2 separate regions of the Homo sapiens genome follow, and region 1 is linked to region 2. A link is an interaction called in ENCODE POLR2A ChIA-PET data of the cell type or tissue named here. Cell type or tissue: B cell. All regions are shown on one strand. Each heading gives the region's core, and the rest is flanking DNA. Links, peaks and the distances in the headings are about the cores only.

The links. Peaks named below come from ENCODE experiments on the same cell type or tissue, not always from the same donor. Only the 100,000 strongest peaks of a DNase experiment are listed, where the experiment ranks them.
Region 1: POLR2A ChIA-PET joins it to region 2 with 9 read pairs; 4 of 35 experiments call an interaction of 5 or more read pairs at or near these places.

What each region holds. Positions count from the first base shown.
Region 1 is chr9:122,946,269-122,950,671 of GRCh38, forward strand. All of the region lies in intron 1 of RABGAP1 (RAB GTPase activating protein 1), which reads left to right. Among named protein-coding and RNA genes, the nearest start is that of RABGAP1, 7.4 kb to the left of the region's middle. In B cell, for the core only: no CTCF peak of the experiment used is centred there; no DNase peak of the experiment used is centred there.
Region 2 is chr9:123,101,043-123,105,445 of GRCh38, forward strand. RABGAP1 (RAB GTPase activating protein 1) reads left to right here. Exons shown (of 26, transcript NM_012197.4): 25 at 524-721; 26 at 2,049-3,824. The coding sequence ends at 2,171. Among named protein-coding and RNA genes, the nearest start is that of MIR600, 8.4 kb to the right of the region's middle. RefSeq lists a silencer at 1,528-1,822. In B cell, for the core only: a CTCF peak has its summit at 1,766 (motif pointing right); a DNase peak (open chromatin) is centred at 1,842; H3K27ac peaks cover 2,962 bases.

The DNA of each region.
Region 1 (4,403 bases), core at 272-4,271, 150 kb before region 2:
ATCTGTTGAATGATTTGCCTGCTGAGTTTTAAATTCATGTAGATTAAAGAGAAGTGAATAATACATTTTAGATCTGAATGTAAACAGATGCATATTCTAAGTGGAATAGATTCATTTTCTTTATTGTAGATGAGAAGGAACTATATTGACTAATTTCCTAAAAAGAGGAAAAGTCTTTGACTAACCCTGCGTTGCTTAAAAATACTCATATTTTTACATTTATTAAATGCTAATGTAAATTATACTGTAGAAATCTGAACAGTTTTTAAAATCTGTACTAGCAAGTCAGGAATATAATCTGACCTTGTGAATGAGTAGTACATTAACATTAAGCTGACTTTCCCTGTGTTCCCAGGGATAGCTTCTATTGTGGACGTGGAATCCAAATAACAATTTAAATATTTAGTTTCACAGATATTGTGTTGAAATGGCATTAAGCCAGCATATGTAGAGTTCTGGAAAAAATTAAAGTGTGTTTCCTGAAATATCCATGGGAACATGAGAAAACCATTGGCAAGATTTTTTTCAGGTGTCAGCATTATCACACTCATAATTAACAGAGTTAAATGAACTCTGTTTTATGCACATTTCATCCCTACTTGTTACCTCTTGTACCTTTCATTAGAAGTATGAAGTATCAAGATATAGTGGGGAGAGTATGAACTTTGGGGTGAGAAAGACATGGATATCCCAAGTCTCTGAGAAGGAGTGATTAAGTAGCTTATCCTCAGAAACTCCATTTTTAAACATGGAGCTACTTACATCTACCTCATGGAACTGTAATGGAAAACACCTGATATCCCCCCTAAAGACCCTATAAAGTTATAATTATTTTGAAACTTACTTTTATTGAAGGATAAATGTGGCATACATACATTGAAATATTATTCAGCCTTAGGGAAATTGTGACACATGCTACAATATGAATAAACCTTGAAGACTTATACTAAATGAAATAAACCAGTTATGAAATGATAAATATTGTGTAATTCCACTGCTTATATGATACACCTAGAGTAGTCAATTTCTTAGAGATGGAAAGTAGAATAGTGGTTTTTGGAGGAGGAAGAGAATAGGGAATTAGTGTTAATGGGCACAGAGTTAAGAAAGGAAATGTTCCAAGGATAGATGATGGTGATGGTTGCATGACAATGTAAATGTATTTAATGACACAAAATTGTACACTTCCGTGGCTAAGATGGTAATGTTTGTGTTATTACTTAATCACAATGCAAAAAGATTACAACTTATAAAAAAGATGTTTTAAAGTTTTATTTTGTTTTACAATTTCCTGTATTTGTTTAATTCCGATATCTTTTTTAGTTAATGTAGAATTGAACTAAAAGTGATTTAATAGTTTAAAGAAGTAAATTGTCACAGTTACGGTAGGCTCAAATTTGCCTAAGCGTGAGTTTTAGATAAGCTAGTTTTTCTTGCCTTTAAGTGCAGGTAGGCCCAAGATGATTGTTTTGATTCTTTTGGTTTTGGTTTTGGTTTTTTAACGTAACCTGAAATTAATCAGAAAGCTTAAATTATTATGATTCTCTTAGCTCACTAAAATAATTCAAAGAAATAGTCTCAAAATTCAGAGTCAGAATGAAAACAAAGACATCTATTGTTTAGCAGTTAGTAGTGGTGGAAAGGAATTTATTTTTATAAAGAAGGGATGGTGTTCCATTGAGTTTTGTTTGATTTGTCCCACCCTTTCCAGGGATAGGCTGTGTGAAATTCATGTGAAAACCAGTGCAGTGAAACAAAGTTCAGAGCCAGGAAAACACACACACACACACACACACACACACACACACACACACAAACTGAAACTAATGCAATGTGATTTTTTATAGCTTCTTTGTACCCTGCTTGTTTAATTTTAAAGAGCTACAAACCCACAGGAATTATCCTGCTACAGCATCTTTCAGACTTGATTCTTTTGTTGCATCCTGTCTTGTTCTTTTTCTAAACAGAGAGTAAACTCACCAGATTTGTGTTTTAGAAGGGTACAACTGGGAGCAGCATAGAGGATGGATTGGAATTGGGAGAGGATGGAGATAGGGACATCGAGAGGGAGAGAGATGCAATCCAGAAAAGAACAGAGACACCTAGATACTTGGGTTTGGATCAAGTTCCACAATTTTCTCTCTGAACTTAAGCGAGTTACTCAGCCTGCCCAAGCCTTAGTTTGTCTGTCATATGAACTTAATACCCATCTGGCAAGGTGTGAAGATTAGTAATAATGCAAGTAAAACTTGTTCGTACCATGTTGGGCATATAATTGACACTCAAGAAGTAATAAGTATTGTTTTCTCTTTTGATTTAGCAAGATGATTTAGTCATCTTGCTTAAGATTCCCTAAAGCTGTACCCATTTTTTCACTGGTTGAGCAACAAAAATGATGGGGATTGGGAGGGAAGTGGTTAGTGTTTGGTCCAAAGGGAACCCAAGGTATATTTTTTGTGACTGTGTTAACTGTTTTTTGATCATGACAGTTGGGGATTTGATGAAGAGTTTAGTCTTCATCCATGTCCACATCCCCAGTACATGCATGTAGAGTAGCATGTTTGTCATTTGTTTTCCTCATATTACTTAGACCCTACTAGTTAAACAGCCATGAAGTATATTCAACCAACCAAATTTATTGAACACTGCCCGTAAGTAAGGAAATGAAATTACTACGAGTAAAACATAAGACCCCTGTCCACAAGTAGTTTGGGGGACTCTTTGTGCCCGTTATACTCCCAGCATTTGACATGGTGGTTTATACTCAGTAATTGCTTCTGGAATGAATGGATTGATCAATATAGCGGAGTAGAAAAGAAGCGTTGGGCTAGGTGCGGTGGCTCACGCTTGTAATCCCAGCACTTGGGGAGGCTGAGGCAGGTGGATCATTTGAGGTCAGGAGTTTGAGACCAGCTTGGTCAACATGGTGAAACTTCATCTCTACTAAAAATACAAAAATTACGGCTGGCTGCGGTGGCTCACACCTGTAATCCCAGCACTTTGGGAGGCCTAGGTGGGTGGATTACCCGAGGTCAGGAGTTTGAGACCAGCCTGGCCAACATGGCGAAACCCCGTCTGTGCTAAAAATATAAAAATTAGCCAGGCGTGGTGGCGGGCACCTGTAATTCCCAGCTACTTGGGAGCCTGAGGCAGGAAAATCGCTTGAACCTGGGAGGCGGAGGTTACAGTGAGCTGAGATCATGCCATTGCACTCCAACCTGGGCAACAAGAGTGAAACTCCATCTCAAAAACAACAATAACAAAACAAAAACAAAAATTAGCTGGGCGTGGTGGTGCATGCCTGTAATCCCAGCTATTCAGGAGGCTGAGGCAGGAGAATCGCTTGAACTCTGGAGGCAGAGGTTGCAGTGAGCCAAGATCATACCACTGCATCCAGCCTGGGTGACAAAGCAAGACTCTGTCTCAAAAAAAAAAAAAAAAAAGGAAAAAAAAAAAGTGTTGATATTATTTTACTGTGTGGTAAATGCTATAATTCTGTGATGAACTAAAAAACAAAAAGCCTGAGGAGCCCTAGAAGACAATAACACTGCAGAAGGGAAAGGGGGAGGTTGAATACTTGATTGTATCCACTAGGTTGCTGTTGGTGGAGAAAGGCTGATTGCGGAAACAAAAACACATTCCCAGCTGAGCAAGCAGCATATGAAAAGGCTTGAAAGCATTAAAATGCATGACATATTTGTGTATATAGTATGGTGTGACAGAAGAAGATAAGACTAGAATGGAAATTGGCTCCAGATTTTGAAGAACTAAATAATACAAGGATTTTGGATTTTATTGTATTTTCAGTCAGGAGCAATAAATAGTTTTGAGGAAAGGGGAGGTATGGGATATATGATCAGATCTAAGTTTTAGAAATTAACTTTGGGGGCTAAATAATCAATGACTAGGAAGAGTCTAGAATGAAACACTTGTTATAGCCAGGTTGAAAGAGAATAAAATACAAGTCAATGACATGAGGGATAGTGAAGAAGGAATATATTTGGGATATGTTTTAGAACTAAAATCCATTATTCCAAGGGAGGGTGAGAAAAGGAGGAGTCAAGATTTGTTTTGGTTTGGTGTCTTTTTTTTCTTTTTCTTTTTCTTTCTTTTTTTTTTTTTTTTTTTTTTGATGTTGTTTTGAATCTGTGGCTGTTAACCAGGATAGAGAATCTAGAAAGAAGAATCTGCTGACGCGTGGGGATTAAATGGTTTAGTTTTGCAAGGAATTGGTTTTGAGATGACCATAGGACGCATATAGTAGAGCCCTGCTGTGTATTCTCATAACACCCTTTACACACCTCTGTTATAACAAGCACTATATTATAATTACCTGTTTACTGGTCTGTTTTCTCTACCACTGTAAGCCTGTCAAAGGTAAGGAGTGTCTTTTATTCCTCACC
Region 2 (4,403 bases), core at 80-4,079:
GGCATCTTATTTTGATGAAATGTGGAATACATTTTATTTGTAATCATAGTTTATGTACATTTTTGTGTTCTATTTCAACCAGCATGCATCCATTTTCCAATGTTATAAAAGTTCCTCAAAAACCTTTTAGAGGCTGTGTACTTCCTTGTATAAATATAGCACAGTATATTTAATATTTAATTGTTTTTGAATAGTTTATCCCCTGCTTTTTTGCCTGTCTCCAGTTCTACAGTGAAAATTTTTGTACATAAATTTTTATCTAGTTACAGCTTCATTTTTCAGCCTGGGTTCCTAGAAGTGAGATTACTGAATCAAGACAATGATAATTTTATTATTTTTGGTGTATAATACCAAGTGGCTTTTCCAGTAGGTTATCTGCCAGTTTACAAAGAGCACAGGTTTTCAGAAACTGTAGTGCTCAACAGAGAAGCCGTCTCTTGGTGTCCCCCAAAGGAGATGCTCACACCATCCTAAAGGGCCAGTTCCTCTTCTTTGCCTCTTCACATCTAACATTCAATTTCAGCAAAAAGTGGATGACTGTGAGCGGTGCCGGGAATTTTTCAACAAAGAAGGGCGTGTAAAAGGCATAAGCTCAACCAAGGAGGTTTTAGATGAGGACACGGATGAAGAGAAAGAGACGCTCAAGAACCAGCTGAGAGAAATGGAGCTAGAACTGGCACAGACCAAACTCCAGCTGGTGGAGGCCGAGTGTAAGATACAGGTAACAGCAGCAGAGCTCAGACATGTGCCTGCGGGCTGGGTTTCCTGATGTGCACTAGAGACCCCAGAAATTATCTTTATGGTTTGGGGTTTTTCCACACCTTTTAAACTTTGGTCACAGTTGTCATGAGAAGAAATATAGGACTTGTTACTGGCCAGTGGATGTCTCATCAGTATTTGGCCTGTCTTGAGGATTTCCGCTGTCATATTGAGAATAATACACAAAAGCTTGGAATCTTTTGATGGGATGAGAAGACAGTGCTTTAGAAACACAGCTCTACCACTGAACTGTTTGACCTTGGGTTAGTAACCTCCCTACATCTCAGGTTCCTTATCTACAAATGGAAATGATGAGAGTCCCTATCTGATAGGTTGGTTTGAGGACTAAGTAAGATAGTGTGCACAAATGGCTTGGCAGAATGTCGGGGGCTTTATAAATGCAAGCTTTTGTTCTTCCAGTTCCCACCACTTAACTAGCTTTGTGACTGTTAATATACTACCTATCTGAGCCTCCTTTCCTGATAAAGAAGTTAGGGCTTGTTTTGGTCATCTTAATACACATTGCTAGGTCCACCAGCACCACTAAACCCTAAGCACTGTTTATGGAGGGAACAAGTTCAGGATAAAAGCTTTAGGGCTGATTCTCCCTCATGGCACACATTCACTGGGCATCTGCTCTTTGGCAGGCCCTGTTATAGGTCTGGGACTGCAAAGCTAAGGCCTGGTAGTGTGACTACCCGGAATAATCAGGAAAGGCATCACCAAGGCAGCAGTAGCTGTGCTGTGATCAAAGAATGCACAGGGCTTGTAGCTACAGGAGAGAGAGAACAGTGGCAATTCCAGGCAGAGGGAGTGGCATGTTCAGCAGCACAAGGAGGAGAGTGGCTGCCCAGGAAGGACCCTCAGGAGTTCTTTCCTTGCAGTAGGGGATGGAGGTGGTGCTAAGGCTGGAAGAGAGTGTGTGGATCCAGATTGCGAAGCATTTCAAATGCCATGCTAGGGAGTTTAAAGATTTTTGCCAAAATGAAATGATGTCACCAGAAATAGAGCATTACCTGTCTGCCTGGTGTGCATTAGGTGGACAGAAGAGGGAGACATAGCAAGTAGAAGACTGTTTTAATAAATAGACCAGGCAAGAAATTAGATCTTAACTAAAAGCTCCCAAATCTTTAGGCATTTCAGGCATTTCTATGCCAGTTGGAGACTGGGGGAATTCCCCGAGGCCTCTCCAGAGTAAATAGACTGCATTCTTGTCTTGGTTCTCCTCTGGGGAGCCAGTGTCATTGACACCAAGCCCAGCATCCTCATGCACACTGTTCCTCTTGCAGGACTTGGAACACCATTTAGGGCTTGCCCTCAATGAGGTGCAGGCAGCCAAGAAGACGTGGTTTAACCGAACACTGAGCTCCATAAAGACAGCAACCGGGGTTCAAGGGAAAGAGACTTGCTGAGAGCAGCTGCCGCCTCCCGACACCTTCAGAAAACACGACACCTTTTGTTGCCTTCTTTGGCCAGATGTGTGATTCTGTGACTTGTCCCAGGACCAGAATGTACCTAAGTCAGATCCATAGACGCATGTTGGTAGGTCACTGGACCAGAGCTTGTGAAGCAGGCAACCTCTGGGGTAAGACTACTGATACTAACAGGCCTGCTAGCTCAGCCGACGCTCTGGACACTCTAGAAATCACTCCTCAGTGTGACCTCCCAGGCCTCTTCCCCGTGTACGTCAACACCTCACCCAGCCTAAAGGCTGAGTTTACATGATCAGAGTTAGGGGATCCTTCAGTCTGTTGATTTTTTTTCTAAACCTTTTTTTTTTAATATACATATATATATATATATATATATATATATATATATATATATATATATATAGTGGGGGTGGGGCAAGGGATCAGAAATTCAAATAATTCTTTTCTGCTTCAATGCCAGCAGAAGGTCCCCCAGGTAGACATGGAGAAGCACTTTGTTTTAAATAGGAGGGTTTCATAGTTGCATCTGAAGCCACCTGGTTCTGTTAAACTGTATGGTGCAGGTTTTGGGTTTGGCATTATTCATGTTTCTGATCAATTCTATGCAACTCTCATAGTTCCTGTTACTTTTTAGCATTAGCTGCCAAATGACTTCAAAAGGCTGGGGTGGGTGACTTGACTGTGAGACTGGATTATAACATGGACAAATCTTATTTTGCTTAATGTGTTTGTGTGTGTGTGTGTGTGTGTGTGTGTGTGTGTATGTATATATATATATAAATATCTTTCCCAATATGCCCCGTTGACAGTGTTTAAATTCCAGACTAGGACTGCTGATCTGCACAATTTAATTATGTGGTTATTCGAGCACTTAATTTCACTCAAGGTTCATTGGGCTCTGCTCTCCTCCCTGCCATTACGGGAGCTGTGGACAGAGCTCCCTCACTTCAAGATTCCTAGTGTTTTTGCACAACAGGTTGTCCAAGTGAGAAAGACTGAGTTGCGTGTCTGTAAATGTCTGCGCAGGGTGCACATGCTGCGAGGTCTCCATCCTCCGGGCCTGTCCCTCCCAGATGGGCTGGGCCTTTGGGCCCTCCTCAGAGTATGCCTGGGTACAAACCTCACTGTTCAGATGGGCTGTAAGTTCTCACTTCAAAGCTATGGAATGGATTTTAGCACCTTTAAAAAAAAAAAAAACTTTGACTTTTAATTTATATAGTGATATGCTGACAGGCTGACACGCAGATGGTTTTGTCCTCTTTTCTGCGTTCAGTGTTGAGGCGGCTGCTTACAAGAGGCACTGGTTTTGTATATAAAGACACTCGGGTTGTTTTGTAGCTCTTTTTCTTATTGGCTGTACTAACGCTTGCTGAGGTTATCTGTAATAAGGGAGGTAACAAGTGGCAACCCCCTCCCCACCAACCATCCCCTTTGCTGCTTTCTGTGTCTTTCTTGTTCAGTTACCAAAATAGCTGTAAGCCTATCTAATGCTAGGTGTGTGGACATTGTGCTAAGGTAGTTTCAGTGTGTCAACTTTATGAATTGAAATATAAACCAGTAAAATTGTATTACTGTTTCTTTTGTTGGTTTTATTTTAACAGCATATTGATTAAATATTTTGGTACAAACAAACAGCATTGCTTTGTAAAAACCAGTTTTGTCATCACCTACTCCTGTCGCCTCCCCTTCTTCCCTCATCCCCTGCGCACAGAAGCAGTCAGAGAAGACCACTGTGTGTGCTGTAAGAGAGGCATGTGTGAGCGCGAGGCAGCCCCTCACCCACCTGTTGAGACGTATGGAGTGGTAGGGTGTGGCAGGCCACATGGGGCAAGATGACGACGTTGATGCCTCTGTGTTTGTTTATGATGAACATTGCCCCTCTGAGAAATAACATGCTGTAGTAGCAGGGATGAGGGACACTTGGTGTTTTTGAGGCTTAAGGAAGCCTTACAGGAGGTAAGGGTCAAATTAGACCTTCAAAGGCAAAAGCATCTCACCAGGCAGAGATGGAAGAGGGAATTCCAGGGCCAAAGTGTGCATGTGCAGGGGAAACAGCTGAAGAGTAGAAAGGCAGGCTGAGCACCTGGGGGCCGGCTGTGGTCTGCTAAAAGCTTTAAAAGCAGTGACATGGAGTTGTCATCATCTTTTCAGAGCCTCTTTCTTCCTATCGCCTGTCCTCCACATCCCTGCACCATACAGATGAGGCTCCCA